Linked DNA regions of Mus musculus: all the other regions are linked to region 1. Evidence: chromatin loops called from intact Hi-C (ENCODE). Cell type or tissue: left cerebral cortex. All regions are shown on one strand. Region 1 overlaps Cacna2d2 (calcium channel, voltage-dependent, alpha 2/delta subunit 2). Region 2 has its middle 13 kb from the start of Cacna2d2. Region 3 overlaps Cacna2d2 (calcium channel, voltage-dependent, alpha 2/delta subunit 2). Region 4 has its middle 22 kb from the start of 4930429P21Rik.

Evidence for each region. A loop is a pair of places that touch in the nucleus more often than their neighbours do. Peaks named below come from ENCODE experiments on the same cell type or tissue, not always from the same donor. Only the 100,000 strongest peaks of a DNase experiment are listed, where the experiment ranks them.
Region 2: it touches region 1 in a loop (3-fold over the local background); 5 of 42 quality-filtered maps call a loop at or near these places.
Region 3: a loop joins it to region 1, with 1.9 times the contacts of the local background. A loop is called at or near these places in 3 of 42 quality-filtered maps.
Region 4: it touches region 1 in a loop (2.6-fold over the local background); 22 of 42 quality-filtered maps call a loop at or near these places.

What each region holds. Positions count from the first base shown.
Region 1 is chr9:107,453,436-107,461,435 of GRCm38, reverse strand. The region is part of intron 2 of Cacna2d2 (calcium channel, voltage-dependent, alpha 2/delta subunit 2); the gene reads right to left. Among named protein-coding and RNA genes, the nearest start is that of Gm34037, 33 kb to the left of the region's middle. In left cerebral cortex, no CTCF peak of the experiment used is centred here; a DNase peak (open chromatin) is centred at 4,576.
Region 2 is chr9:107,382,627-107,390,626 of GRCm38, reverse strand. No RefSeq gene overlaps it. Among named protein-coding and RNA genes, the nearest start is that of Cacna2d2, 13 kb to the left of the region's middle. In left cerebral cortex, a CTCF peak has its summit at 3,703 (motif pointing right); a DNase peak (open chromatin) is centred at 2,734.
Region 3 is chr9:107,400,313-107,408,312 of GRCm38, reverse strand. All of the region lies in intron 1 of Cacna2d2 (calcium channel, voltage-dependent, alpha 2/delta subunit 2), which reads right to left. Among named protein-coding and RNA genes, the nearest start is that of Cacna2d2, 4.4 kb to the right of the region's middle. In left cerebral cortex, a CTCF peak has its summit at 4,980; no DNase peak of the experiment used is centred here; H3K4me3 peaks cover 1,109 bases.
Region 4 is chr9:107,371,627-107,379,626 of GRCm38, reverse strand. No RefSeq gene overlaps it. Among named protein-coding and RNA genes, the nearest start is that of 4930429P21Rik, 22 kb to the right of the region's middle. In left cerebral cortex, CTCF peaks have their summits at 1,603 and 4,857; no DNase peak of the experiment used is centred here; H3K4me3 peaks cover 530 bases.

The DNA.
Region 1 (8,000 bases):
CACAGGCGACAAAAGACCTCAGGACAAGTATCATGGACAGACCCCATCAGGGGTACTATATAAAGTCCCAGAAAGCTGGCAACAGTGTGTGTGGGGGGGCGCCTAGGCCTGAGCCAGCTACTAACCTGCCCAGGGTGAGAAGGTTGAGGAGGGAGAGAAAGGAGGAGGGAGAGGGAGGAGGGAAAAGAGAGGAAAGGGAGGAGGTCATAGAAGGTGTCCCATTGGCTTACTCTGGGGCAGGTGCTTTGCATGCTTGGCCTCACCGATTCACGATGGCCCCTGGAAGACAGTCCATTCTTGTCATCCCCATTCAACAGCCAAAGAGAAGGGAATGAAGCTCATGGAAGAGCTAGGAACAGAACGGGGCTCATCTGATCCAAAGCCCTTGCCTTGGGGTGCTTCACAGTTCTGGCCTCTGCATCCATCTCTAAACTTGAAGGTAAGACTTTTGAGAAAGGGGGCATAAGGGTTTGAAGAGATGAACTGGGGAGTTTGACCAACCAGAAAGGAGCTTGGGGCAGACAAGATGGTGATGATACTGAAGAGCTGGGGCAGGGGGAAGCCAGCCACTCCAGAGGGGAGGGGGCAGAGGACTGGCAGACTTAGCTGGATCCTCTAACCAACCACATAACCCTGGGAGTAAAAACAGGCACACTCTTGAGGCTTCTCCGCAGTGAAGGTGAACGAGCCCTAATCTCTGGAAAATTAAATCAGAGAGAAAATGGAACAAGAAAGATTTGATGCAGGCTTGCCTCGCTTCTGTTTGTCTCCTCAAAGGCTCAGGCTCAGCGTGGGGCCCAGCCAGGTGCTCCAGCTTCCCAGCCCCCACTCAGAGCCTGCTCTCCCCAGGTGAGCAGCCGTTCCCTAAACCTTCTCTTACCACATCTCTGACAGCCACGGTGGGTGTCTTAACTACCCAGCCCCTCAAGCTTCCATGTTCCTAATGGAGAGGGCAGGAAATGGACTGTAAATGGCAGAGCTAACACTCCTATGGAAGAGGCTCCTGGAGTTGGCCACCAAGGATCGGTGTTGACTGCCAGGCTGGGTGTGCTAGACATTAGGGAAACTGAAAGTGAGGGTCACAGATAGCCCAAGACTGGGCTGGCAAGAAGACTCAGTGGGTAAGAGCACTCACTGACTGCTCTTTCGAAGGTCCTGAGTTCAAATCCCAGCAATCATATGGTGGCTCACAACCACCTGTAATGAGATCTGACGCCCTCTTCTGGTGTGTCTGAAGACAGTAATAGTGTACTTATTTATGATAATAAATAAATATTTGGGCTGGAGGTCCTAAATTCAATTCCCAACAACCACATGAAGGTTCACAACCATCCTTATAGCTACAGGGTACTCATAAACATAAAATAAATAAATCTTAAAAAAAAAAGATAGCCCAAGACCAGCAAGTAGGTTAGAAGAGTGGAGAGCAGGCAGTGACCAGTTTAAGACCAGAGCCAGAGTGAAGCCCCTGACCTCACCCCCAGTAGGCTGCTTAACCAAGATCCTATCCTCATCAAGAGTCAGGACATCCCACTAATCACCATTGACTGGGAAGAGAGATGCACGGCCACGCACCTGGAGTTCTTTCCCACGTAATCACCTAAGACAGATCTGGTACAGGCCTCATCTTATTGGGACTAAGAGGGTCCCCCACATTAGGAACATGAAAGCCCTAATGCAGGGTGTTCTGACTAGATTGTGTCTGTGACTGAGAACTCTCCAGGCAGCTTCACTTGCCAGGGACAGAACTTACACTCAGGCAAGGGCAAGGAGCCACTGGAGCCCCCAATACACAGTCAGTGTCTGGGCACCAGCCTGCGCCACTCACCAGACTTCCTAACTAACAGGCTCACAACTGTTAACTGCCACCATTCCATGGTGGGTTGGTTCCATGGTGGGTCAGCCATACACGGTGTATTGTCACAATCAGGGTTTGTATACTGTGACATTGGTTGTTACGCTGCTAACAAGTGAGTAGAGATTGCCTGGGGACACTGTCTAGAGGACATCACAGGCAGATGCAGCCAGCCCATTATAATCCAGTCTTGCACACAGGGGAGGGCTTTCTGCCACAGGTGATGCCTTTCTTGGCTCTGCCCTACCTGCACAGCCCACATTCCCGAGGGGGCACACCACATTGGTGGCATACTCTTCCGTGAGCCCGGGCAGGGGAGAAGGGCCCAGAGGCTCTCTGGTTTGGGCCCTAAGAGGCAGCTGCTAAGACCTTTCATAGGTAAGCTCCCCATCTCCTTCACAAAACTCAAGGAGGGGGGATAAAGTCCCTCCAACCACCCCCAGCAACGCCTCCCTGTTTTTAAAGTTAAAGTTTAGTTGACTGTCATCCATTACTGCAATTAGTACATTATGTCTAATTATGCAATTAGTGTAAAAAGTGCACTTGCCGCTGAGAATGGGAAATTACGCTGCCTCGTTAAGCTGTAAAATCCATGTCATAAAAAGGCTCAATCTCTTGTTTTTCAAAAGACACAAAATCCAACACAAAACAATAAACCGGAAAAAAAAATCATCCCAGCCTGGGCCAGTCTGAGGAAATGTCCCTAAAGTGGCTTTAGGAAAGTCCCTCTCCTTGACCTACCCTACACATGGATAGAGGAAGCAGAGCCTATTCCTGGGTGTGGCCCTGTTTTTGCTTTTCGAAACAAGTCTGGATTTTGACAGGGATTTATTTTCAGTTTGTTTCTTTTTTGAGACAGTATCCTTGCTACTTTGTAGCACAGGCTGCCCTCAAACTCCTGGTCTTGTTACTTTAGACTCCCAAGTCCTGTGATTGTAGACATTGACCACCCTTTCAGTCCTACCAGTCTTACTATGACTTTAAAGTCTTGGTAAACTTGATTGTCTACTGTGGCCTGAATCTCATGTGGCAAAAGTCTTGGCTTCCACCACCGAGTTCCAAAATGAGAGGTCCTTTCTCCAGTGTTCCTAGGGTTACTGAGAACAGAGGAACCCATCTCACCCCAGGAAAATTAAAGGAACTTTCTTACAATCCAAGATTCCCAAATCCTGGAAGCATTCATTGCTTAGAGAGTAACATGTTCCCTGTCACTGGAACTAATGCAAGCCTGGCTGTCAAGGAGGCTAAAGGATCGAATAGAGTCACCCAACATGGTGGCTTGGCTCCAGGCTACTATAATTAGATAACATACTCCCATGGCCATATGCCTATGTGATACTCAAGTGTGTGACTAAATTTTACCTACATCCTGGCTCTCTTTGTACCGAGGGGATGTTCTGGGACAGGCAAAGGATGAAAGAAACTTGAGGGAAAAATATTTAGTTTTGTTTTATGTGTATGTGTTTTACTTACATGTATGTCTGTGTACCATGTGTGTGTCTGGTGCCCACAGAGGCCAGAAGAGAGTGATACTCTGGAACCAGAGCTGCAGATGATTGTAAACTGTCATGTGGGTGCTGGAAGTTGAACTCAGGTCCTCTGAAAGAACAACAAGTACTCTTAACCACCTAGCTATCTCTCCAGAACTGAGAGAGGAAGTATGGATGTCTCTACTAAAAAGATAACAAACCCTCCCAAATGGCCCGGTCCTTGAGGAATAGGGTGAGAGTAGACCTTAGTGTATTTCAATACCAAATTCTTTCTTTCTTTTTTTTTTTTCTAGATTTTTCAAGACAGGGTTTCTTTGTGTAGCCTTGGCTATCCTGGAACTTGCTCTTATAGACCAGGTTGGTCTCAGACTTATAGAGATCTGCCTACTTCTGCCTCCTGTGTGCTGGGATTAAAGGTGAGAGCCATCATGGCCCAGCTTCAAGACCAAATTCTAATTGGCCAAAGCCACTCATGACCCAAATCCAAGGTCACAAGCAATAACTCTAGTATGGTCCACTTAATGCTTGCTAAGGAGGTCCTGGGTAGCATCCCTGAGCCCTTACCTCCAAGTTCCCACCATTCTTTGACTCAAAACTCTCCACTGGGCCTGGAGGTATGTGATGCAGTGACATGGGGATACCTCACAGTGGATATCTGCCCAACCTCAAGGGTTCAGCAGATATGTCTTTCTGCCAATAACACCGTCTAGATGATGCTCACAGAGCAGAGAACCGGAAACACACATCCTTCAGCATCCGCAGGACATGGGCTCAACAGCAGAGCCCATGCATACACCTATTGTACCTATTGCAACAACAGAGCACCTACTGCAGCATGCACCTTTCTGTCTGGAGGGTGCTGAGATGCCAAGAAGGTAGCTGAGGTATAGAAGGAGTGGATTCAGACCCCACTGGAGGGGCACCTGTTGTTTAAACTCAATACAGGGGTACCTTGAAGCCCCAGATGGAGCTTTAAAAACCAGAAACCCAGCTCTGACCCAGCCTAGTCATGTGACCGACTGCCAAGGAGACTCTCAGCACCCTGTCTTCCACTTTTGTCTTGGGAAAATATCAGCGACGCAAGCCCGAGGTGAACCAAACTGTAGGCAAGATCCAGGGGCCCCTGCTCACACTCCCCTCCCTGAGCTGGGAGCTGCCGGCTGTCGAGGCAGCTGGGAGTGAAGCTGTGCCCAGCATACCAGCTGGCACGGGGGAGTGAGAGTAAACATACCCGCACTTTCCCAACTCGTACAAGTCGCGGGTGGCGGCCGGCTGGTGTGGGTGCCCATGTTTATGAGAAACAGATTGTTTGTGTCGGCATCTGTGGCCCCTTGCCACCCACCCTGGCTGCACTCTCTCCTACTGCCTTCCCATCCAGTTGGCGCGAATTTTCTTCCCATGGGAATCATAACAGCCACAGAAGGACAGTGACAGTGGTGACAAGGTCCTCTGTGCAGCTCCACAGGGCTTGGACTTATAACCCTAAGTCCCCTCAACAATCCCATGGCCACTACTCCCACTTTACAGCTGAGGAAATCAAGGATCTGGGACCCAGGTATATTGTCTGGAAACTCTAAAGGATGCCTGCATGGCAGGGGACTTCTCTGAACCATCATCATTGCTCACCCTGGGTACATTGCTATTCTCTTGGCTGCTAGATGAGTCAGGTCTGTCCTGTACACCCTCGTTCACTTGAGTGGCCCTGCCTCAGCTTACCTCTGCATGAGGACCTTGCCCTCAGAGGAAGGAATGTGCTTTCTTCCACTGACAGCCCTAGAAGAGAGTCCAGGCCCCATGACCGCCTTGCTGCCTCGGCTTTTTTTTTAACCCTTTCTCTTCTCTGCCTCATTCTTGAGGGGGTCTATGAAATGGACTGGAGGGAGGCCTCTCTATGACCTCTTAGGAGCAGAATGCTGGGAAGGGTCTGGGATCTGGGGTGGGTAGATGCTCAATGTGCCCTTGGTGGGCTGGGGAGGCTTCTAATTATTTTCTAGATCCAAGATGTGACCTCATTCAAAATGACGGCTTTGAGAAGCCCCTTGGCTATACAGATCTCATCGGAGATGCCCATTTCTCGTGCCCTAAAGTGAGCAGAAATTCACCCTGGGAACTCTTACATAAGATGGGTTGGAGGTTTGGCTTGATGTGTGGTTCTAGAAGCCAGAGAGCAAAGGATAGGACCTGCTGCCTCTGCCTGCCTGACCTCCATCTTACTGGGATGATCCAGCAGAGGGGACTTAGTGGTACAGGGGCTGGTGTACCACTCTACACCATCTCTGAAGAGTCCTTCAGAGACTCTAGAGTGGCTAGAAACAAACCTTGCTTGGAGAGAGCCCCCCCCCAGTTAGGCTTTCTTGTTCATACTCTATCATAACTGGTGACAAGGCCAGCTACTTTGTTGTCCCAAAGATGAAGAAACTGAGGTGCCACAGGGGTCAGAGTCTGTCCAAAGGGAAAAGTCTCCCCATCCCTCGTTCCTATGCCCTAGAATGTTTAGAGACGTGAGTTGGAATTCCAGCCCTGCTCGTTAGGAGGGACATTCATTTTTCTCAGCCCGGCTGCTCCAAACATTCCTCAAAGACTGATGGTCAGAATGTGGGATCATGGAGGCTTCTTGTGAGGCCTCCTTGCAGGGTTGCTTCCAACGCCCTAGGGACCTTCTTTGCACACGCTGTCCTCCAAGGACCAACTTTCTGGTCTCAAAGGCTATCCTTTACTGCTAAGACTTACTGATTAAGGTGTCACTAAACAGTGACTACATCTGTTGCAGCCTTTGTCGTGAGAGAGAGGCTGCCAGAGCCTAGGAGCTGGCTGATTTTGTGAAAATATGAGATCTTCACATGGTAACAGCGGGGCATAAAAGCAGAGATAGCAGTAAGCCTGTGTGGTGGCTGCGGCTTCCCACACAGCGTCAAGAGGTCCATCTGGGGCAAGGCCACCCCAGTGTTTTTGTCTCACACCTATCTCCACAGACAGCTTCAAACACACCTGCTGGGGATGGAGAGATTTGTAAGCATTTGCTGCTCTTGAGAAGACCCGGGTTCAGTTCCTAGCACTCACGTGGAAGCTTTAACTGTCTGTAATTCCAATTCCAGGAGATCTGCTAGCCTCTTCTGGCCTCCACGGTAGCCAAGGCATTCACATGGTACACCAACATAAATGCAAACAAAATACTGGTACACATAAAAAATGATTAAAAATTAAGGAAAGAAGCTGGACATGGTGGCGTACGCCTTTAATTCCAGCACTCTGGAGGCAGAGGCAGGGGATTTCTCAGTTCGAGGCCAGCCTGGTCTGCAAAGTGAGTTCCAGGACAGCCAGGGCTATACAGAGAAACTCTGTCTCGAAAAACAAACAAAAAATAAATAAATAAGGAAAGAAAAGCACACACACCCGAGCCTACGTCACATATCGGTTTTAACTCCTCCCTCACAGCCGGCACCGAGGGAGTCACTGACAGATTCCGCTTGTATCTTGTGTTTAGACAGAAGATGCCTGTCGCTGACAGCCCCAGGCCTGGGTAAGGCTCTGTGGCTCTTCCAATCCAGACCTCAAGAGGTGTTCCAAAGCCACCTTAAAACATGGGCAGGGGGCTGGCTAGATGGCTCAGCTGGTAGGAGCACTGACAGCTCTTCCGAAGGTCCTGAGTTCAATTTCCAGCAACCACATGGTGGCTCACAACCACCCATAATGAGATCTGATGCCCTCTTCTGGGGTGTCTGAAGACAGCTACAGTGTACTTATGTATAACAATAAATAAATCAAAAACAAAACAAAACCATGGACAGTGTTTTAAACAACGGAGCGGTGCAGCTTCCAGAGGGCCAGGGCTACCCGAAGGTCACAGCCCTAAGTCCTCCTATGGGAGAGGCTCCTAATGATGTGGGGGACCTGGTGGGAGTAAAGACATGACCCAGTCAGCAGTGGCCTCTGAGCTGGGTCCCAGCAGACACTGGGCTTGCCCCCCAAGTCCTCGATGCAGGTTGATCACATAGCTCAAATCTGAGTTAGCAATAAGGCAGCGGGCACCAGGGCCAAGCTGATGCTGCCCACATGAAGGGTGCTAATGAGTGTACGAGGAGTAGTCACGCCTGATACAAGGAGCACTCACACCTGATACAAGGAGCACTCACACCTGAGCCATGGTGCTTACTTCCTCTGTCAGTACCTCCCAGCTCCGTTTTTCACTTTTTCTTTCTTTCCCACTCTCAGTTTATAGCTCTTCTTGAGTTTTATGTATCCTTGTAAGTGCCTTTACATCTTCCGCAGAACAAGTTGAAAGCACAAAGAAACCAATAGGACCCAGACACAGGGGCCTTTTGCACATACCAAAGATATGCCAAGGACAGGTGCACTTGGGGACATGAGTGCACTCAGGACACACACACACACACACACACACAGTGGGGACACAAACCCAGAGGGGACATGCACTCTCCCTCTCATCACTCATAGCCTTCCTAAACCTTCTCAGGAAGCTCCCTACCCTGATTCTGGAAAATGCTGGTGCCCATCACTCAAAGGTTTCCTGAGCCGGGGGCTGGTGAGCTGCAGACCTGCGTCTGGTGGGTCCTCAGCAGGCTCAGCTCCTGCTCAGCACCTCAGTCTCCCCTTATTTCACTGCCGGGGAGCGGGAGGACACCAGACACCCGTGG
Region 2 (8,000 bases), 71 kb after region 1:
GGGCAGAACCTTAGGAGCTGTTGGGGAATACGGGGGAAGGAAGTTGGAACAAAAAGTTTCCCACAGAGAAATAAGAGACTAGGACCAGGAGGTAGGGTCCAGGTCAGTCTAGAATGTTCTGTTAGCAAGGCTCCGGGAGAGTCTCTGGGACTGATTATATTTGCCCCTGAGAACATGGGCAGATAGCACAACAGCCAGGCTGTAAGCGGATCTTCAGAGATTAGCTCTGCCTCTTCAAAGACCCAGCTTTTTAAAAAACAGGGAAGTTCTTTTAGAACTAAATTTGATGAAGACTCCAATATATGACAGACTGTAATTGGGGTTACTCTGATGGAGGAAATGAAGGGGTCCCAAGGTTCCCAGAACAGAGTCAAGTAGAACTTTCTGTACCAGACTGGGGTGCAAGAAAAGTCTGGTCCTGGGCAGGCCTCAGTCATTTCATCTTTCACTCATTGTGGAGTGACCTTGGGGTAACCTTTGTGCAGCTGCAGGCTTCACACTCCCATCTGAAGAATGGGGGGCTCCTGGTCCCCGGGGCCTGCTTGTCTCTCAGTTGCTGGAACTGATGTTGGGGACTGCACCCCATCGTGTAGCCAAGGCTGTTTATCTGTCTTCCAGAGCTGAGGCTCTGACGAGCTCATCTGCTTCCTGGCTCAGCTAATTGGAATCACTTTCCCCCTTTTCCTTCTGACTCTCAGTAAATTATTCGAATTCTCCCAGTCAGAGGCCTGGGTGATGGACAGCCCTGTCACAGCAGCCTAAGTGTTTAGAGAGCAATTGTTCTGTGGAGGGCTGCCATTCCTCAAGCCGGTGCTGTGCAAGGTCCCACCGGGAGATTCTGACAGATCCTGTCCTTGCCCCTGCCCCTGCCCCTGCCCTGCCCCTGCCCCTGCCCCTGCCCCTGTGCCTGCTCCATACCAGCCCAGCTACCAGAGCCTGCTTGGCCTAGCCCGCCAAGTGCAGGCTTCCGGTATGTGATCTTTGTCATAACAATGAGAGCAGCCGAGAGGTATTGCTCTTAAACCCTCAACACACATTTTTATAACCTTTCTGTTTAATAAGAAAGAGACAGCTCCAATTAGCTGGGAATATTCCGCAGAAATGGGATTATTTTAAAAGCTCCGGCAATATTATAAAATAGCTTCAGTAAGTGAACAGCTGTTGCTGGCCCCGCCCGCCATGCACACAGCGCCTCCCGCACCCTGACACCGGGGCTGGGGCCTCCTCGCTCCCCAGGCTCCAGCCCTGAAGCTGAGAGCTGTGCTCCTCTGGCTCGGGAGTCCAGGGCTATTCCTTCACATGCGAGTTGTGGAATCTGAAGAACAGGGACCCCCTTTTCCCAGACAGATGAGGTGGGGACAATTTATAGGTCTCCCGAGGTTGGGCCATAAGCTTGCCGGAGTCCTATTTTTCCAGAAAAGTCCACGTGGAGACCCTGATACACTGTTTAAGGAGCCTCCAGGGGCTGAGATGTAGGTCAGTGATAGAGGCCTTGCCTAGCATGCGTAAGGCATTGGTAACTCTCTGTTCTGAGAGTTGGAAGCGGGGTGAAGACCTACACTGAGGGCAGGCCCCCAGGGCTAATAAAGAACAGGCAAAGGCTGGGGTACATGGTAGGCAGAAAAAGCTCCTATAGGTGCTCTGTGACAGAACCAAGTCAACAATCCAGCCAGTTGGAGGTCTTTGGGGTCCTCAAAGGCTCCACATATCTGTCCTGCCAAGTATTCCCCGATCTGGCAGAATCAGAAGGTTAAAGGTCATTCTCAAGGCTTCAGGGGTGGGGCAGCTGCCTTGTGGCCGAGAAATAACTATATGGTGAGTTCCTCTTGGAGTTGGGGTCCTTGCCTTGCGAGGTCTAGGTCTTAGGCACCCTGCCTAATGGGAATGGGGACAGTCTCAGGATGTTCTTGGGGAGAGACTGCAGCCCAGGAACTGCAGCGGGAGGCAAATGCACCATGTGCTAAATGGGGAAAATGAATTTTACACCCAGACAAAGTGACTTTTATCATGTTAACGACCATGGTTTGCTCATCGTGTCTGGTGCAGTGAAATGGGGCCTGTGGATGTTTTCTTTTAGTTCTGCTTTTAAATGGAGTTATTCCCTCCCACCTCACCTCCTCAGAGCAGACAAGACATGCCCCTCAAAATGGGATGACAGAAATGCCAACTCAGCAAAAATAGAATGTACTGATTTTTTTTTTGATTTTGTTTTGTTTTGTTTCTCCCTCCTACCCCCTAATTTTCATCTGTATCTTCCAGCAAAAGTTAGAATGACATACTCAGGTGTCATGTGAGGTGTCCTGACTGGGAGGCAGGAACACAGCTCTCTGGCCCAGCTCTTCACAATCTGCCTCACCCATTTCTGACCCTAGTTTGCCCATCAGTACCAGAGAAGTAGGTTGGGGATGGAAGTATAGCCAAAGACCTACTCTGTCCTGGCCCTCACTCAGATAACCATGTCAAATGTGTCACTCTGGGTGTGTCTGATGCAGAACCCCCTCCTCTAGTAGCCAGAGAGTTCCAGATAGCAAGTCAGGGCAATCGCTCCTGAGTCTGTGGTACTGCCCAGAACTGATGAGAGATCCTGAGTCAAAGGACAAAGGTTCTGATGGGTACAAGGCAGTTTCCCTGAGCTCTGGAAGCAGCTCTGGAAGCAGGCTCTGCTGGCCAGCCCCTAGCCGTCCCACCCCCGCTTTCTCAGTCTGCACACAGAGCAAACCTTCAGCACATGGCAATTCCATATTGTACCCATCAGCTTTTAAGAAAACACCATCTGATGCCTTGTACAGCTGCCCAGGCAGGTAGCACCCAGCTCCCCAGGAAAAGCCTGCTCTGGGCTCACTGGGATATGCTCATCTAAGGCAAATAAAGAGGTCTTGGGTCTGAAAACCTCTGCCCTGACACCATGCAATCCTGCTCTGGAAGGCTTGCCAGGACCAGACAGGCAGGGTGCCTGAACAGCAGAGATCAGTGGACAATTAGCCAGTCCAGTGGAGGTAATTAATCAATGTTCCAGGCCTTCCCGTCCATCCAAGGCTATGTGTGCATCTTGTCCTCTTCACCAGCACAAACAGTATCACCAATACTACTACTACTAACAGCTCAGAGCTGCTGTTATTGTCATAGTGTGACTATCACTACATTGTGTCACTCTCACAGCGGCAACAGCACCTTCCAACCAGGGTCAATAATTCACTGCCACCTTCCCCACCTACAAACACCGTGTTCACTCTTCCATGACTCAAGGACTTCACGCTCTCCCCTTATCTGATTCTCCCCACAGTCCCAAAAGACAGACAGGTCACTGGTAGGGAAACCAAGGCGTAGGGAGGGATGCCCATTAATGGTGGAGATAGGCTGATTCATATAGGAGGGCCTACCTTCCCTCTTATGTCAGCCAGGATGGACTCCGTTAGGCTGCAATAACAGTCATCCAAATCTTAGTGACTTAGAATAATGAAGGTTTATTTCTTTTCCTTGCTCCATGTCCTTCATGGGTCAGCTGAGACTCTCTGCTCCATGCCATCTTCACACGGAGAGCGGGCTGACCAAACCGCTAAGCCTGGAAGATTGACTGTTGTCATGGCAGATGAAGATGGGGTCTCTAAAGGACTCACATCAGTTGATGAATTCTTTGGCCAGCTTAGAAATAGCACAGGTTTTGTTTACTGCTCTCATTGCCTAGATAGCTAGAGCCAACCATGCAGCCTCACCTGACCACCAGGGGGCAGGAAGGTGCACTCCTACTTTTAGTTTGAGCAAAGTGATTAAGTGACAGGGCATCAAATGACACCCCCCCCTTTCCTTCTCCCCTTTACCCCCCCCCCCAGTCCTGGATACCCACTTTCTCCAGCCACTGGTCCATCAGGATCCTGAGGGGTGAAATGAGATGTCCCTAATCTTCCTGTGTGAGCCTTTTTCTCACTTCTGGCTCTCAAATGTAAACTGCACTCAGGTAGACAGACAAGGAGGCTCAGGGATTCCTAGAGCAGAGGTCTCTCTGGGGACAGGCTTAGGAGAGAATAGCACTTGAGCACACTTGAACACCTGTCCTGTTCCCAAAGGGTCTCCCAGAAATGGAACTGGTGAAGGTGCAGCCTCACCTGGGCTCAGGCAGTACATTTGGCCCAGAATGTAGCCAAGGTACCTACCATGGGAGAGGCTGAGACAGAAACCAGCTGGGAGAGTGTATAGAGCGTTCAAGAGGGAAGTTCACGGACCCTGCAGTCTGCAGGCATTTGTAACACACCTTCTGGGATACCTTAGTCACACACTGCTCCTCTGGACCTCTAACTTAGGTAAGGGTCCCCCTGAAGTGTGAGCTATAGGGAGAAATCCGAGGATAGAGAGTGGGGAGAAAGAAGGAATTGGGTTGCAGATCTGAGATAGTAGGGCTCAGCCTCGAGGCTCCATTGTCATAGAGCAGGGGGAAGTGAGGTGGTAAACTGAATAGGACCAAGAAAAAGCATCTCTAGTTCTCCTGGTATGAAGGGTGCCTGCGCCGAGAGCGAGAGGGTGTGTCCCCTCTCACATCATCCATCACCGAGCCACAGAAGAGTGGCCATGATCAATAAAACAAACAATTATCCTGTCATTACTGATTGCAGGCCTGCGGCCTGTCGGCAGCAAAGGGGGCGGGGGAGGGGGGTCCGGGCAGGCTATAATCCAGAGTCTGATGGAAACAGTACACACTTTGGGTGTTGGCCCAGGGTTGGGGTGCAGGGGATGAAGACTAAAGACTTGAGCTGCCAGGCAGGGCTGCCCCAGAGTGGGAGTAAGGTCCAGGAAGACTGAATTCTGTCTGGTAAAGCCACCCCTGGAGAAGTGGGGGTAAGTCATTCCTCATATAGCTCTTAGTGGGATGGGATGGATCCATCTTCTACCCCTCCCTCCTTTTAACATCTCTTTTGCCACAAGAACTCAGGCTAAGGACCATGCTGGTTAGATATTGTGAGCAATCTCAGCTGTGAATTACATACCCTCCTCTGCCCACCTGCCTCACCTCCCTCATCTCAGGATCTCTAAATACTCAGCCAAAATAATCATTTTTTCACTACTGCCCTCTCAAGGCCCTGTATCCAGGCTGCCTAGACAAGGAAGGTAGTCAAGACAGCCCACATGGAGCCAAGAGACAGGCAGGAGTTACTGTCTTCCTAAATCCTGGGTCTTGACCTCTGACAAAATGCTTGGAGCCTGACCTGAGAACGAGGAAGCGGTGCCCCGTGACCCTGGAAAAGTAGAGCCGACATCTGCCCAGTCAGTGGGGAGGAGATGAGGCCACACAGCCATGGCCACCTCGTCCCTACCAACCCTGTTCCCTGCTGTATTCCCAGCCCCACAGACAGGAAATCTCTCTCCATCAGAAGGAAGGGATGGGAGAAGTGATTTATTATTCTATTCCATTATGCCTGTTTCCAGAGAAACTAATTATGGTGCATTGTTGTATTAGATACTTTCAGAAAGATTACATTTTCTTACTTTGGCCGATAAAAAAATTAAATCCATCAGTTTTCCTAAACACATTACAGTAAAGACAGACTTTCTCCTCGTAATTATTAATCAGTCGGATTTGGGGATGCAAAGCATTTGACTTAAGCTCAATACAGTCACGAACAATGTCCCAGGATCGCATCTGGTATTGAAACAATTTTTCAATTTATTAAAAAGTCATTAACGCAGTTGGGATGGTAGGCAGAGGGGGAGAGCTAGGCTAAGACATTGGGTCAGAGTTCTGCATAGGGGAAGAAACCCCAGGTATGTTTCCCACCTCCCCCCAAGCTTGCTTTAGTTTAAGGAACTAATTCAAGTTGAGAATGGATCTGGAGAAGTCATCCCCCTTCCCCCAGCCCAGCTGGCCACTAACCAGTCTGTCCAGAGTCTACCCTCCATGCTATGAACAGTCTGGTGGCAGGAACTGGTTACGCATAGGGAAGTTTGCCCAACTAAGCCCTGAGCCTGCTGTTCCATAGTTCTGCACAGAGTACTGAGTCAGCTTGACTCCCACTGTGATGGGAAGACAGGCCCCCCTACAGTGCAAGCTCTTGGAGCCCCCACGTGGGGACATGTGGCTCTTTGGAAGGACACCTGGTGTGGCCTGGTGCCTCGTTCCAGTCACTGGCCCTGCTCATTCAATCATTTAATTACTCCTCTGACACTTCCTACTCCCAGGAGGGATTTGCAAGGGTTTCAGAGGCTGGCAAGCCACAAGCCTGAGTTTAGTCTGAATCCTGGCTCAGGTCAGAGCTGAAAAATGGCACTGGGACCTGGGCATATGTCACAGCTCAGCCACTCAAAAACTGTTGACCTTGGACGAGTCATTTAATTCCCACTGAACCTCAGTTTTCGCTTCTGGAAGACAAGGGTGCTTTAGTCTGCCTCCTCACACAAGACAAGGAGAGGTCGTGAGATCTGTGTTTATTCTTCCTTAGCTAGAGTTCTGTCATGCTTCCCCCAGGTTTCATAAGCTCTGATTCCTTGAAAGGGCAGCTCTATTTATGCTGTTCTCTCTGGCTAAAATACCTATCATTTCCACATGTCCTTCTTCTAGAAAATTCCACCTTTCCTTCCTTTAGACCTCTGGTGTTTGTTTGTTTGTTTGTTTGTTTGTTTGTTTTAGTGGTCCTCCTTAAATCTGGAGCAGGAGCGCAGTGCTAACAAAAGCTTCATCTTCCCCTATCAAACTTAGGTCCCAGAAAGGTCAAATTTTGTCTCTGATACCCTTCAAGCAGTGCAGAGACTGCTCCCCCTCCATTTGAGACCTGCGCCACTCCAACTCAGTCCTCGGACCTTCCTAATTGGAGCAGCCTGGTCTTTCAGCAGGTGCATTGCAGTTATATCGTCTGGCCTATTGGTTTAAGTTATCTTAAAACCAGAAGACCAAGCCAGGAGGTGGTAGTGCATGCCTTTAATCCCAGAACTCAGGAGGCAAAGGTAGATGGATGTCTGTGAGTTCAAGGCCAGCCTAGTCTACAGAGTGAGTCCCAGGACAGCCCAGGGCTACACAGAGAAGAGGCAGGAGGGAAAACAAGGCAAAGCAAAGCAAAGCAAAGCAAAGCAAAGCAAAGCAAAGCAAAGCAAAGCAAAACAAAGCAAAGCAAAGCAAAGCAAAGCAAAGCAAAGCAAAGCAAAGCAAAGCAAAGCAAAGCAAAGCAAAACAAAACAAAACAAAACCAAACAAACAGCACTGGGCCAAGGAAGTCTTTGTAACAACTGGCACTCTGTTCTGCCTCTGTACTCTCCACCCTCAGCCCAGTGACAGAGAGGAACCCAGGAGGAGAAGACATCTTTATTCTCTAGATGTCTACCCACTGGCAACCTTAGCAAACCCTACCTTTGTACACCTTAGTATCTCAATATAGACAGAGTTTCTGAACAAAGATGGAGGTGAGGGATGAGTGATCTGTGTAGTGGTAAAGACCCCAGAGAAGGGAAGGGGGCCCAAGAGGGTTGCGTTTAAACACCGGTAGTGTTTGGGGGTGACTGGGCCTGAGCGAAGATGAGTTCCAGTCCCATCCTGTCCCCTGCTGTCATAGAGCACAGGCTGCAGAGAGGGACCCCAGGTGCCACGCTCCTGTGTTCTCCACTCTCCTTTCCCCTGTGTGCAGGTGGGACAGCACAGGCGCCAGGTTCTAGACACTCTGTTTCCTTGGTATTTATGGAGGTTTTTATTTTCTCTCCTTGATCACTGGTGAAGGAAAAGAGAGAGCGTGTGTGGCTCCCTCCCCTCCACAGGAGCAAGGGACAGCAGCCCGACCACCCCTCAAACTTGGAAAATACTGTCTGAACCCCACCTAGCAAACCCTGCTTTCCCCATGGGGCCTCGTCAGGGCCCGGTGGATATGGGGAGGAGATGGCAGCCATTTAAGCTGTCACCAGCTCCATCTGAGGATTTAAATCACTGACACAGAGCAACTGCGCTGTAGATTACAGTGCGGGAGCCACGAGGGCTCAGCACCACAGCACCGCAGAGGCAGAGGAGGAATAGGAGGGGATTAAGGAGA
Region 3 (8,000 bases), 53 kb after region 1:
GGTTGGTTCCCGCTGCTCTCTCACCCCAGGCCATAGATATGGCTATTTAAGACAAATGACCACATGTCCCAGTGTGCAGATGGCCACATGGGGGATCATCCTTCAAGCTCTATGTGCTGAGCCTGAGCTCACAACATAAATGTGTGTCTAAAGACTCGCTCCCTCTCCTTGGGCCTCAGTTTCCCTCAGATGGGGGCATCTGGCTCTCCTGCAGCTTTGGTAGCTGTGACCCTCCTAAGTCCAGGATGCATGCACGGCCCACAGTGCTCAGCCGGTTTCACCCAGGTTCCTTGCCCCTTCAGAGAAACCCCTGCCCCACAAGGCTCCTGGGCCATTGTAGGCACCTTTGCCTTTCCTTACATTTACCACTTCTCAAATTGTATAGAATCTTGGGCCAGCTCACCTCCCAACATACTGACATTAAGAACACCAATAAAATTAAACTTACAGTTCTTTCAGACATCAGGACCACCGGGCCACAATCTGGATAGCCCCAAAGGCCAGTGCCTTAATGTAGGGTACCAGGACAGCCAATTTCACAAAGATTCAGCACATAAAAAAAAATGCATCCTTGAATCTCACTAGAGACACTGAATAGAACACACAGGTTCAAGTCTAGATTCTGAATGGCGACTGCTGACCTCCTGGACATCTTGCACTGGACGTGGACCTGAAACCTGCTACAGATGCCCCTTGCCTTTCAGGGTGCAAATGAGAAGTGTGCAGAGATGGAAACCCACCAGCCTAAGGTCACACAGCCAAAGGTTTTCCAAAGTGCCAGGACCCTGCCCTTCTCCACGTGACCCCTACAGACTTTCTCCATGCAAGGGCTACTTACAAAGACACTTCACTTCTCAAAGGCCGCATAGAGCGCCTCTGAGTTCCGAGTCCTCCAGTGAATCTGAATGCCATTCAGCTCGCAGAAATTTGAATTACAAGGACGTAGCCTCTGTGTGTTTTCTTTGCAGACTGTCATCCTGCCAGTTGGTAGATGATCAAACTTTCCAGCTCAGCCTTAACTCAGGCTGTTCCTGACATAAAAGTTTGCAAAACACGGGTCTTCACAAGCAGGGGGCTTTGTTTCTCTCTGCCAGCGTTCGCCCACCAAGTTCTGGCATTCACATCAAAGGCAGGTACAGGAGGTGGGCACGGCAAGCACATTCTGGCTGCAGAGATAAACTGCCATGTGCCTGCATCACACACACACACACACACACACACAGAGGCATGAGGTCATATGTGCCTGTGTGCATACACCTGTGCCTGTGTACATATACAAACACGTATGCATATGCACACCTACCCATGTGCATACAAACACCATTGCTAGCACAAATACACCTAAGCACACACCTACTCACAGGCACACAAGTAGACGTGTAAACAAGTATGATGGACAGCCAACACATTTGCAAAGGCATTCATGAGCATACATATATAAGCAATCCTACATAAAGCTTACATATACACTCAGGCCAAAGTAAGGGCCCTCCCTGTACAACAGGAAAACCCCAGAAACTATAACTGGCCCCAGGCTGTTCCCTTATAGGATCTGACTGAATAGTGGATGCTATAGGTAAAGAGACAGGTGCACTCAGGGCAGGCACAGCCGTATTTGTGTACCCTCCTAGATCCAGGGCCTGGAAGTAGGTCTATCCCTCATGATCCATGCCATCCCTACTCAAGGAAGTAGCACAGAGACCTCAAAAACCCAGAGAAGCCTAGCAAGTACCCAAGGTCATGAACTCCTAGAGGGGGCACTCTCAGGGACATACCGAGAGGGCATTGCTCAGAAAGAATCTATCCGGGAAGGAGTAACCCAGTAGAAACAAGGGGTCCAGGATCTAAGGAGATGGAAGGGAGACTGTTTGGGGTGGGGAGGTCTCCTTTCTTGTTCCCTTTGTCTGATGAGCATCATTTTTAAGGTTGGGAGAGATGGTTAATGACCAACAGAAAAGATTTCCTCTCCTCTTTCTCTGCTAAACAATTAGGCTAATCTAACCCAAAGTGGGTCAGTCAGAAGCAAAGAGACTTCAAGGCACCCAAGGTACCAGGCCCAGACAACCTCATGCACACAAAAAGAGCAGGGCCAGATTGGGGTGGGTCACACTTCATCCCTGCTAGAATGGAGTGCAGAAAGGAGACAGAAGACAGATTCCCACACTTGTCTTCTTAGAGTGCTGGAATGTCAGAGTCGAGAGATCTGAGGAGAAAGGAAACTGAGACCCAGGAGGGAAGGACCTCTGCCCAAGGTCACCAAGGAAGCTGGCTCTCTGAGAAGGGCTGGGCTGAGTTTGCTGGGTTTGCTCTTGACAGCTGCAACCCAACCAAAGTAAAGAGTCCCCCCCCCCACACACACACAGCTAAGCAAGGTTTCCTAGTAAGCCCCATTGGCACCAGGCTCAGCCTCTAGCACGAACAGTAGCTGTGGACAAAGAAAATCAGACCAGACCAGTTAGCTAAGGGTGTCTGTGGGGCCATAGGGAACAACAGGACCAGGATAAGGGACAGGTTGAGGGATGGGGACAACCATATGAACTGATGAGTCTCATAGAAGCAGGACAGGACTTGTCTGCATAAGGTCAGGCTCAAACTGTGTGCATCCAAGGGACAGAACTCCTGAGTCCTTAAGGAAGTCCCCAGAAACCTTCTACAGGGACTCCAGAAGCACTTGTGGGCGTTTCAGTCTCAGTGGTCATCGGTAGTGACACCTTCCCCACCCCTGAGGTCCTTAGTGACATTAATGCGGTTCTTGAGGTTGCAAAGAATGAGTGAAAAAGGGAAGGCAAAACAAAAAAAAATTTTTTTTAAGAAAAAAAAGGGAGAAGTACAAATCACACATACGCTTCCCTCCGGGGATCCGAATATTGATTCTGTAGCTTCGTGTTTAGATAGTGGGCCCCAGGAAAAACAAACCTGTCATGAGGAGGCTCTCCTCAGCAAGTTGCAAGGCTGCATCTGTGATGGGAAAGCCATCACTATTACCTTGAGGACCTTGGGAACCTTAGGCCCCAGCGCCCCTCCCGGGGCTAGGACCCAATCACCGGAAGACACAGATCAAGGGTTCCCTGGCCATTGTGGAATGGGTTGAGGGCTGCAAGACAGAAAGGACCTTTCCCAGAAAGAGACCAGTCTCATACCATACACAATGCTACTGTGCAGGGCCTGCCTGCCTTGACCCCTAAAGCTGCAGGTAACCTCGAAATATCAATGGGCCCTTCCTTAAGAACCTAAGGCCTTCCACCCCAGCCCCACCTGTTGTGTGCAGACAGCACACTCTCAAGCACCTAAAAGGCCAGAGTCTTCTGAAGTCTTGTGGGCCTGGCAAAAATAACTGAGAGGCTCCAACTTCATATATGCATTGAAAACCAGGCCCTACCAGCCCCCTGACCTTTCCTTCTAGAATCATAATAGAATCTGGAAATGGAGTACACACACACACACACACACACACACACACACACACACACACACACCCCGGCTCAGCACCCTGATCGGCAGGCTTTGCCACAGTGAAAGCACTAGGACAAAGACAGTTCTGGGCCCCAGGGCCATTGCATGATGGCCAGCATGCACACAAGGAGGGTGGCATGTACAGTAGAGCTGGCAGGGTAGCCTTGGCCAAAGATGGCCCCTCAGGCTTGTAGGAGACCCAGAGGAGAAAGAGGGACAAAGCAAGCAAGGTCACAGAGGCGTGCTGTGGTAGGGGAGGAGAGAAAGTGGAGGGGGACGGGGAGGGTTCACCCACCTCCCACATCCTCCTCCTTTTCATTTTCCTCCTAAAACACTTGGGTCTTTAGCTCCTCTCCTTACCTCCCCTGGGTTCCCATCCCAGCATCCCCTTGGGGTTGACAGAACATCGCCCTTCAGTCCTTTTAGGAAATGTGGGCTTTGGGTGGTCCTTCTCTCTGTGCGGCTCAGTACCCCAGGCTGGGGATTCTGAGGACACGCTGGTAGTACAGGCAAGCAGCCCATCTTGGGCTCAGTGAGGGGAATCCACCCTGAGCCTCATAGCATCCTCCCCCACCGGTCACCAAGGACAGTTGGACATGGAGGGTGGTGGTGAATAGAGACAGGAAGAAAGTCAGACTCAGGCATGGTGACACACACTTTAATCCCAGTACTCAAAGGTCTACATATGTACTGGTCTATAGAGTGAGACCTTGTCTCAATAAATAAATAAATAAATAAATAAATAAATAAATAAATAAATAAATCTAATTAAAAAATAGTTAAGGGGGGCACTGTAAATGACAGCTAAGGTTCTGCAGCCTTGGCTTGTGAACTTGATGCAGAGATAAACAGTCACTGCCTTGCTGCCCAAGAAAGTTGAGTTGTAGCTGCCCACTGGAGGCCGCCCTTCCCCCACTGGCTCTCCCCACTAGCCTCTTAAGATTGTATTATTTCGGTATGGAAAATCAAGGCAAGGTCATCTCAAAAGATGACCAAAATGGAGCATGCAAGGCTTATTTATCCTTGACACCCAGCCCGCCTCCAAACTGTGTCCTCCAAGAAGCTGACAGGAACCACTGGATGCCTGTGAGGCACTGGGAGCTGGTAGCATCCACCTCCATTCAAGTGGAGTGGAGAAGGAGACGCTGACTGCTGAAGGGCTCACTTGATCTACTTGTGGTGCCCGCTTTACTTTGGAGTCAGTGTCTCCCCAGAGACGTCTGTGGTGAGGAATCTGGAAGAAGATTCCTCAGACTATGAAGATACCCACTTTAAAGTGGGCCTCTTCCCTTCTCAGGAGATTAGCCCGACATTTCTAGCCAGGAGGAGTAGCCTGATAAGAGGGCAGAAAGACCAAAGGTCTCCCCCAAATTCTCAACCCCAGGAGGGGGTGCAGGCACCTGGCAGTGGTGCATTCTATCGACAGCAGACCTGGAAGCCTCACCCCTCCCTCCTGAGAAAGCTGCGGCAGGTTGTTAGAAGGATGGGGGGGGGGGATCCACACATGTAATATTGCCTCCCACCAACAGGGAGAGCCACAGAGAGATGGAGACTTATTCAGAGGCCCAGACAGACACGCGTCACCCACCATTAACCGTAGCTAGACTGACGCATGCCCTGTCACAGCGCTGCTCCTCATTTGCCCACCCAGAAGAGAAGCACTTATGTACTCTGACAGACATTCATTTGTTAGGGGTGCAAGCCTCTGTGGGGGGGGCCCTCACTGCTCCCCAACCATGCCAGAGGAAGGGAGGCACCAAACCTATCACTTCACTAGAGAAGAGCTAGGTGAAGAGGTGCAGCCAGGCGGGTACTCTAATCAGCACTTAACCATTACTCTACTAAGCAGGGGACAGAGAACCCAGGGATAGCACAGGACTGGGTACAGGAACCCAACAGAAAGGACAAAAAGGCAAGCAGGCCAGGTTAGGTACAGAGTGGTAAGAGGAGGTAAGACGAGAAGGGGGGGAACCCCATAGCTGGAGTGTGGGGCAACAAAGAGAGACAGAATACATCAGGGCCATTAGCAGCAAGAACTGCCTCTCAGCCAGCAGCACTGGCTGGCCTGACCACTGGGGTGGGTGTAAATGGGAACAGAACGAAGCAGGTAAAAGGGAGTGTGCGCTACGCTAGGGCTCCATCCTCCGAGACAGGAGACTATACACACCCATGCATGACACATGCATCTGAAACCCCCATGCGGATCCAGGTAGGGTGAGAGAGGCCCCTCTTCCTAAAACCAAAGTCCCCGTCCTCCCTCCAGTGCTAACTCCTCTGCCCTTTGCAATCTAATGGCTTGGTTCATTTCACCCGATAGCAGACAGCCACGCTGCCAGAGCGATCACAGGGATAACGGCCACCAGATCCTAAACCCGCATTTGATTAAAACCGAGCAGTTTGAGAAGCTGAGCTCCCTTCCCACGGCACCACACTCAGGAGAGTATACTTAATCACTGAGAGCCCTCCCCATGGAAGGCTTGCTACCCCGGGACCATGAGGCTGACAGTCCTACTTTCCATCTTGAAAATCCACCTGTATCAGTGTCCTCCTAGCCTGGCTACTCTGGTCCAAGAAAAGGCTAAGGGGTGCCACTCAGCCCTGAGCAGCCCATAGAGAGAGCCCTGTGGCCCTGGCAGCAGCCCCAGCCTTTTATGCCAGTTTAACAAAAGCCCTAACCCAGAACCAGCGCAGTCATTGGGAGGGGTCTACAAGAGTCCCCTTCCTCCCTCCAAGGATCAATAGAGATCTGCATTCATGGGACCAGGGCAGCTGAAGGGCGCTGCCTGTCATGGCAAATCCTCCTGGATGTCACACATTTGTCAGCTAGACCCAAGAGCCTCAGCCCCTCTCTCATCCCCCTAATTATGGTTTGCAAGGCATGTCCCAAACCCTCAAATTAACTCCAAGTACATCAACAAGGGAAGAGTGTCCAGCTGGAAATGTGCGGCTGTAGTCACACCCACCTAACATCTTCTGGCTAAGAGCAGAGGGACAGGTGTACCCTGTGAACGGGGTCTGACATTGTCCTAAGGGAGACAGTGTACGCGCAGGAAAGAGGAGAGAAAGAGATAACTACTTAAACCTTCACTGGAGGGACTGGGAAATGGCTAGGAAAGAAAAAAAATGGCTTGGCTTTGAGAAAAAAAAAAAGAACAATAAAAAACATGCTTTTGCTCTTTCTAAACATTATAGTTTCGATCCAGTCTCATCGCAGCAAATGAAAGACAATACCACGACCCACCAACCCTTGAACTTCCCCGCACCACCCCCCATCCACTCATGAAAAATCCAGACAGCTGACAGAGGACACGTCCGTGCGGCACCTGTAATTTGCCAACTGATCACCCTCCTGGACACGGCCGGGCTGTGTGAGGAGAGTGATGATAAGGGAGAGGACAGGGAGACTGAGTCCGAGCCCTGCTTCATCTGAGTTTGTTTTCTCCTCATCTGAGAGAACCTACCAGCTGAAGTAGACAGGCTCTGTGGCAGAGCCGGGGTCTCCTACCCAAGGGCAGAACTGCTCTTGTGACGCAGACTAGTCAGGCTCTTTTCTGGGGCCAGACCCTTCCCTCTCATGCCCAAACCTAGGCCAGGACATTCGTGAAGGAGTCTGGGGACAGGTGGCTCCTTAAAGCTGAGGACAGGAAACAGAAGCACGGTGGTTGCCATGCCCCAAAGGGTGTCTGGACACTGACATATGGCTAAGGCACGGTGTCAAGAAACAGATGTTGTCCTAAAGGCCACATGCAGAATACCCACTCCTTATCCAGACACATCTGCCCGACTCTACCAGATCTTGGGGAAGGTGAAGAGGCTCAGACTGACCATAATAACCACTAGCAAGAGCTGGCAGAACCTGGAAATGCTATTACCCAGTTGGTAGCAGGAGCGACAGTGTCAGCATCAGGAGCAGGCAGGGGTCCTCCCTGTCATTCACCTTCTGACCCAACCCCAGCACCTTTACCTCCTTATTGAGCTATCCAGGGACGTCCCCTCAGGTGGGCGATCAAGAACAGGTGACATTGACCGAAGCAAGAAGGCGCTGGCACCCTCTGCATCCAGTATCGCTCCCCCCCCCCAAGGAAAAGGCCCAAGAAGACAGGTGTGGATGTAACCCCACGTCTGACTCTAAAGCGCCAGGTTCCCACCAGGGATAAAACACTGGGCAGATGCCTGGCTCCAAGTCTACCGGGCAGGGGTCGTTGGCCATTCTCTCGACCAACCTCAGGCTCCTCTATCACCGGACAGTGGCAGGAGTATAAACTGGCAGACTCGACCCCCACCCCATCCCTAAGCTTGAAGATGTTTTGCTCTGTCCCGTTGCAGGGGGTGGGGTGGGGGCGGTCTATGGGAAGCAGGGCACCGCAAGGAAGTTTCGCGACGCAGCCAGAAGCTCCGGGACCCTGGCTGCCAGCCCACGGGGGTTTGTAGCCGACACCCTCACTTGCAGCATGCCATGGGAACCAGAGCCCCCGCCCCGACACCCGGAGTGGAGAGTGGAGGGGCAGACGCGGGCTGAGGGGCGCAAGGGAGCGCGGGGCTCTGCG
Region 4 (8,000 bases), 82 kb after region 1:
GATCATACACGGTGCCCTGAGCGGGCTCACTTGGAAGGGACTTGGTTAGGAGAGTGGTCCTGAGACAATATGGCAGTAGCAGCAACACTGATAGTAAAAATGGCCTCCCTTCCCTAAATCCTCCTCCTTCATCCCCACCCACGAGGGTGTTTTCTTTATCAAATTTCTTGCAAACGCTGCCTACATTCTCATTGCTCCTTCTTATCTGAGTTCCTATCCCTAAGCACTTGTGTCTTCCGGTGGGAGCATGCCCCTCACCAGAATAGACCTGAAACCTATACCCCCACGTGGCACACATGCACACAAACACACACACAAATGGTAAACAAAATATAATTCATTTGTAAAGGAGACTGTAGTCGTGCCATCCATCTTAAGCTAAAATTCAATACTTCTCTGCGCAGCCTGCTGCGCCTTGATGAATGGAGAGGACAAAGGCTCTGTCGCAAGCGTGCTGCTGAGCCTCCCTCTCTAAAGCAAGGGAATGCCAGCCTCAAGACCCAGTGGGGATGGAAGGAGCAGAGTCCCAGCCATCGCAGGAGGTCAACACCCATCCTATCCTAAGAGGCTCCAACAGGACATGCTCGAGCTTCACCCTCATATCTGCAGCTTCCCTTAGGTACACACCATCCAGCGATGATGCTTTTCTAGTTGCTTTGGAGTTATTGCAGCCTGGCCAAGTGTGGGCTGAGGTACCTCCGACTACCAAGATGCCAACTCCCACTTCAATTAATTTCTCCAATCCAAGCCTCCTCTTCTCCAGCAACACCACTCCTTCCCGGGCCAGACTCATCCTCTTACAGCCTGTGATCACTTTTCAAGAACCTCGGCCTTTGTGTAGGACATTGCTTCACTTTAGGTCCCCATCCCTTCCCTTCTTAACTTGGAGAACGTTGCAGAAGTAAGGTCCAGCTTAAACTCTCCTTTCTGGAAAGCAGTCTTGACCCTTCTGAACACAACCGAGTTCAGGTTAGGATGACTAGAGTTTTGAGGCGAGGCTGGTGAAGGAGAGTCAGGGCGATGTGTCGCTGCCCGCTCTGGGCAGCCTCCAGTAAGCTAAGAGAGGACACAGTGAGCAATGGTGGAACATGAAAGGGATTAGGGGCAAGCCGTGCAGTACACAAGAGGTGCCCAGGTGGGACTTTGCACTGACAAGCCAGGACCTTTCCTCCATCTCTGCTTACTGGAGGAGTCCTGGGCGTCTAGTGTTAAGGCACCCGGGTTAGCGCTGCACCCTGCCCAGCCGGCCGCGCTAAGTGAACATTCCTCCGCTCGGGGGAGTTTTATGGCTCGCCGTGCTTCCTCCGCAATGGCCTGTGCTGTTTACGAACCTCTCTCCGGCTTGGAAATAGACTGTCTTTCCTGAACGATTTTCTCTTTTCCCATTTACTAAACATTGATTTCCCCCCTCCTGCGCCTCTAATAGAGCAGAAACCAATACGTCTTTGTTTGCTTTGCTCGCGCGTTCCGTGCACAGGCGGCGGGGGGCACGGGCTGCTGCGGCAGGGCCAGGCGGCTGCTCCGCGCATGTGCGTCGGTCCAGGTGGTGCTGCCCTCCGCAGCAGCGAGCTCCAGCAGCACTGTCCGCTGCCCGCAGGGGGCCAAAGTCTGGGACACCGGAGTAGTGGGGAAGCAAATCCTTGGGTTAACAGAGCGGTAGAACCTGGGGCTTCCAGTCTTCTGGGACTGCTGTGGGAACCGTACCAGGTATACTAGGAAGGCAACCATAGCAGCAGTCTCTGAATTCTTCAGTTCTGCCTGCGATGCCATTAAGTGATGCCTCACCTCCTCCAGCGCAGCCTTTGAAGTCCATCGGTTTAGGATGAAGAGTGCACGAACACCGGGATGCTTTTAGTAGAGGCCAAGTTGGGGCCAGACGCGCATCTCTTCCCTCTTTGATGCTGTCAGCAAACTGTCAAACTACCTGCTCCAAAATGGGAGCCCCATCTCCCACCTTGGGGGGCTTGTCATGGAGGAGGGCTAGCATGACAGGCGATGTCTCTGCTCCACAGGCCTCTTACAGCTTGCTTGCTTTCTTTTCTTTTCTTTTTTTTTTCTTCTTTTTCTTTTGTTTGTTTGTTTGTTTTGGGGTTTTTTGTTTTGTTTTGTTTTGTTTTGTTTTTGTTTTGTTTTTTTCGAGACAGGGTTTCTCTTTATAGCCCTGACTGTCCTGGAATTCACTTTGTAGACCAGGCTGACCTCGAACTCAGAAATCCGACTGCCTCTGCTTCCCGAGTGCTGGGATTATCGGCTCTTTTACAGCTTTCTTCTCACAAAGGGTTGAGGTGGAGATGACCCTCTGACTGGAACACATACTTAGTCCTTAGTTGGGGAGGAAGAGTTCTGGCACATACCAGGGGAGTCTGGGATTGCCAGGAGTGAAGTCAGGGTTGGTCATTGCCCCTAGTTGAGCCTGAGTCCTCTGAAACAAGATGGTTTTAGGGATTAAACGTGGCCTTGCCCGTGCTCAGTAAAAGAGCCTTTCTAAGCTGAGTAACTAGACTCACTCCTCCAAAGCTCAGGAAGCTGAGGCAGGAGGATTGCTTCAGGCTTGAGGCCAGCCTGGGCTACAGTATGAGATTCTGTCTTAAAGCAAACAAATAAAACCAACCAAGGAAACACTAATAAAACACCTTTCCGTTCTGCCCCTTCTTGTCTTTCTGTAGCAGCACAGACCAAACAAGGTGAGTCTAACCTCAGCTACCAATGATTACAGCCAATCCTCTTTCCTATGCTGGCCACTGGTACGTCCTGCTTCATCTCCCCAACAGTAAGGAGGCCTCATAGACGAATCCCTATTAAATCAGAAGTCACTCTCATCCTTTGGACCTCAGAGTCCCCATTGGGAAAATGACTTTAGGGTCTGGGTAAATGCTGACATTTTGGACCAACACTGGGACTGCCCATCCCAAGCCCCAGGAGCCCCCACACTCTCCAGCATCCTCTGAACAGCCCCAGAAAGACTGCCACAATCGTGGGTTCAGTCTACCCTGCCTTTCTTAGCAATGAGTTCTGAGCGCATCCCATCTCTTTTGGGGGCTAGTGGATAGTCCCTGTTTTATGAATGTGCAGAAGCCCAATGGCATGTGAGAACTCAGCATCTACTGTCCAGTAAGGCCACCGCTAGGGGAAAGGATTGAATTTGCCCGGGCACTCTAGAACATTTATGATTAGGTTGGAGCAGAGGCACAAAGCGTTTGGGCAAACTAAGAGAAAAAAATCAGAATAGGAGACCAGATATAGATCATCCAGAGGAAAGCTGAGAACAGCTACTGGGTTGGAGACAGAGGGCACGGTTACAGTCGTATTATCGCTAAGTCTCAGAGGCCTAAGGCCCCAAGAAAGCAGGGTTAAGATGGCAGGTGGATGGGATATAGCTGTGTCCCTCAAGAGAACAAAAGCAGCTCTCACTGCACCCTGTATCCAGTGGATCCCCTCACTGTCTCTTAGGAGCCCCAGATCATTTCTAGGACTGAATGCTGGGTGCCCAGTGTATGTTTGGAGGATAGACTGGGCTCAAGCTCTATCACTGTACCAGTATGCAGATGTGTCGTGACCAGTAAGGACAGATACTGGTGGTCCTAGGCCCTGGCCATCGAAAGGGAGCTGGCTATAGCTACAGGCACCGAGAGCCTTACCCGGGAGAGGTCTGGACCAACAGGGAAAAAAGAGGGGTAGCAATAATTAAAAATTAAAAGCCAACACGACAGCAGTTTAAAAATGGAAAGAACAAGTAAAAACAATTAGCAGAGATGAGCAACCAGGCAAGCGCCATACAAATGGAACCAATCACAAAGCACTAATGATACCAGGAAACCCAATTTTTACAGTGTCAGGCTTGTGTGATTGAAGTACCAAGCCTACTTCTCTGAAACAAGCTGCGTGCTTGTCTGAGGGTGGGAGGGTTTTTGTCTCCTCCCCGCAACTCAGACAAACCTGAGTGGCTAGGTCAGAGGGCAGCAGCTGGTGGGAGGGGCTTGTAGTCCTGGTGATGGTGTGAGTGGCTGGAGAAGATAGGTTGGGAAACTGAGCAAGGGCCAAAGTGGGGCAGATATATGCCCCCTCAGTGTCCCCATCAGCAACAGCAGTGGTGGCAGGGCCACAGTCACGCAGTCACACACACTTGGTTGCCGCGGAGACCAGGGGACCCTCCTGGCAGAGGGAGGCTGAGGCAGTTTGAGTAATGGCGGAGAACGCTGCCGCTGATGGGGAAAAATACATCTTCATAACAGGGTGAACCTTTTGGAAAATGGAATAAGTAAAATAATTGAGAGAAAGAAAATTGAGTTTTTATTGCTTTTTAAGTGTTTAAGTGGAGGTTTCATTTAAGGAAATTATTGTTGCTTTTATTTTTAGCCACTGGTAGGGTGGGGAGGGGTTGGCCTAGGGTGGGGCTCTTGTTTCCTGCACCTCTTCCTGGTAGCCATAGGGTACCCACATTTCATAGACGGGAGAAGAAGAACCCTAGTTGAGAATCTGAAACAGTTGGGGGCCTATGCGGATGCCATCAAGTCTTCTGGACCCTCAGCTGCAGGCTGACTGGGTCCCGTTCTAGCCCCGTTCTTACCCTTTGGTCTTTGCCTCTCCAGCCCTTGCTGCCTTATATAGGGATCCTTGCTGCCTGTCTGGGATGAACCCCATCTCACCTTGAGCTGCTCATTTGACCCTCCCCTAATTTCCTGTCTCCTCCTACCTGTTCCGCACATCTCCTTTCCTTATCCTGCATGCAGGGCAGGGAGGAGCTCAACAAACATTTGTTGAGAGACGCCCTTCCTTCACTGGGTGGTGGGGGATGGGTGATCGCCCTCAGTCTACATACCTGAGATGCTGACTGAGCGCCACAGCGCCTCCTGCCGACCTGGGTTTCTGCCTGGCTTGGCTTTGTCCTTTCTGCGCCCCAGAAATGGCTCAAGTCCCAAAGACCACACTTGGAAGATCACACACTGGACAAGCTTTGCCCTCCAGACTTCACAGTTCTTCTCTGTGCAGCGTTTGGCACCACTCAGGGCCATTTATGAACCAATTCTTGTATCGCTTTCTGTTACCTGAGGTTAGCTTCACCAGCTGTCCCTGACCACGCCCACTTTATCCACCTTTGCTCCATTCAACCCGAATCCCTTTACTCCACATCCCGTGGTCTAGGGCATCCCAGTCCCCTCCTCTGCAGCTTCTTTCCTGGACAACCTTACATTTCTGTCAGTTCTCGTGCACTCGCTTTTCCGATCCCCTCCGCTCCACCTAAGCAAGCCTACAGTGCAGTCCATGAGACTCAAGGTAAGATTCTGACCCGAGTTATTTCAGCCAAAAGTGGAATTGATTGAAACAAGTAACTGGAATCTGTATCCAGATTATCACAACCTACTCGGCCTTCACTTCTCTGATTTCTTCTTTTTATTTTCTTTAAAGATTTATCTTTATTTGTGAGTCCGTAAAATACAGATTTCTGATTGCCCTGGAACTGCGGTTACAGAACTGCCTGGTATAGGTCCTACATGGTCTTTTAACTACTTTGTTTATTTGTTTGTTTAAGGCTTTGTTTTTGTTTGCTCAACACAGGCTTTTGCTGTGTAGCTCAAGCTATCTCAAACTCGTGAACCCCCTGTCTCAGCTTTTCTAGTGCCGAGATCACAGGCATGCCCTATTACTTTCTGTTAGCCTCTCTGCTAATACTACAGTGTAAACTCCATGGCCACCCTAGCCTGTGGCCTCACACCCATCCCTGGGTCCTGATGCATACACGTTGTTTTCTCAGGGGCACCCTGGTCTGTCTCCCCGAGGGGTACTTAACCTGGCTGTGCCTGAACACATAGGAACCTGCAGTTCAGGGTCTGTCCCCAGGGAGGCCTACAAAATGTTCCTGGCACCCTGTTGTTCCTAGGACCAATCCAACAGGCTCTCTCCACCCTGCTACACTAACTACTCCATCTCCAACCATGTGTCCCAGCCTTGGCCTCTAAGCACAGGCGAGGTTCATCTCGACAGGGTGTTCTCTTCAGCCTTGTACTGTGGTCCTGCTGTCCTCAGTACCTGAGTGGCTTCTCTCTCCAAACTCTCCTCTAGTTAATTCCCTTACTCAAACTGTAGCTCAGAGACCACCATCTGTAGTGGTGAAGTATTCTGTGAGCCCTTTACCTGGCCTGCCTCCTTACCTTCCCTCTGCCATAGAAGACTTGTGTGTGTGTGTGTGTGTGTGTGTGTGTGTGTGTGTGTGTAAGATCTTTTTCTCCAGTGGAACACAGCCCAGACAAGGGCAGCCTATGTATGACTGCTCAAGTCTTCTGATCACATGCAGCATGTGCAGCTCTGAGTCTGATCATCAGAGTATGGTCTTACAGTGAGTTATGGCTTTCCAGTGGTGAGGTCAGCAAATCTTCTCATATATGTCATAGGACAGGATCAATTAAAAGAAGACTTCCCTGGGGCTAGTGAGATGGCTTAGTGGTTAAGAGCACCAATTGCTCTTCTAGAGGTCCTGAGTTCAATTCCCAGCAACCACATGGTGGCTCACAACCATCTGTAATGGAATCTGATGTCCTCTTCTGGTGTGTGCCTGAAGACAGCTACCATGTACTCATATAAATAAAATAAATATATCTTTAAAAAAAAAAAAGACTTCCCAGGACTCCCCCTCCTCCACAGAGCCAACAGGACAGACTCACACCTGCTAAAAGAACCAAACTTCAAGCTATTCTAGGAAAAAGCTGGGTACTGCACTCATCCTGTCTCATACAATAGGAGAGGCCTCAACAAGCTGAGGAGACTGAGGCCCTCCTCCTGCTGGCTGCATCCTTCCCAGTCTGTCCACACACAGTCCCACCTTGGTCTCCTGGTCACAAAGTCTTTCCTCTCAGGAGTGCTTCTGCAGTGTAGCATCCTGGCCAAGCACCACGACCCCCACCCCCTCCACACACACACGGGCTTCCCTGTTTCTGTCTCAGTTCCTCACACACCAGTCTCCTCTGGCCACACGATGCATACAGCTGCTCTCCTCCAAGAAACTAAATTGACTCAATCTGCTGTGTCATTACCCTGTGTGTGCACATTACCCACACAGCCTGCCAGCAGAGGTGGGTAAGGCCATGGGCAGAAGGGCAGCTGGGGTGCCTTAGTAGCTTGGTGAGTCCTTGCAGAAGGGTTTCTCAGAGGGGATGGGAGTGTGTGTACAATCACACACGAATACACACAACCTCACACCTCCTTGTGTTTCCATAGTACAGCACTTGTGCAGACACATCCCACATAGTTAGCCTTGCATGCACATGTACACACACACACACACACACACACACACACACACACACACACACACACAGAGTCTCCCACGAGGTCCCACCCACATCCATACCTGCTGATATGTTCCCAGCTGTAGCTGGCAGCTATTATTAGCCATCAGAGTCCTAGGCCTAGCATTAGAGGCCCCTATAATCAGGTTTCAACAGACCCTTTCAGCCACTCTGTTTGAGGGATCCCTCGACACAGGAGACATGGGAATAAGGATGAGGTTGGAGGTGGGGAGTCAGGGGCTGGGCAGAGACAGGAGGTTCTCTGTTTCTGTCCACCAGTCTGTCTGTGGGTGGGGGAAATATGTTGGCTGTTTTGGGGGGGTCCTCAGAGCAGATTCTCAGAGTTCCCCCTCTTTAGCATCTCTGAACCTGCCAGGGTATACAGAGCTAAGAGGCTTTGCACTTGAACATCATTGACTCTTTTCTGTTGCCCTGACTTAGGTGGTACCTGGACTCTGATCCAAGACAGCAGAGAAGGGAAGTGCAGAGAGAACATTTCCTGGAGATGGTGAACTCAGAGGAAAGTGACCCTTTCCTGAGCAACTCCTGGTCATTGGACCCTCATTGTTGCCCTTGGCTCTTCCCATAATCTTTCCAACAGTCCTTCCCTGCTCTCCCATCCCCCACTGTCCTCTCCTTAGAGATCAGGAGTTAGCGCCATGCTCCTCACAGAGGTGGGAAGGTCCCTCTTTGGTGAGCTCTGGTTGTTTCTGAGAG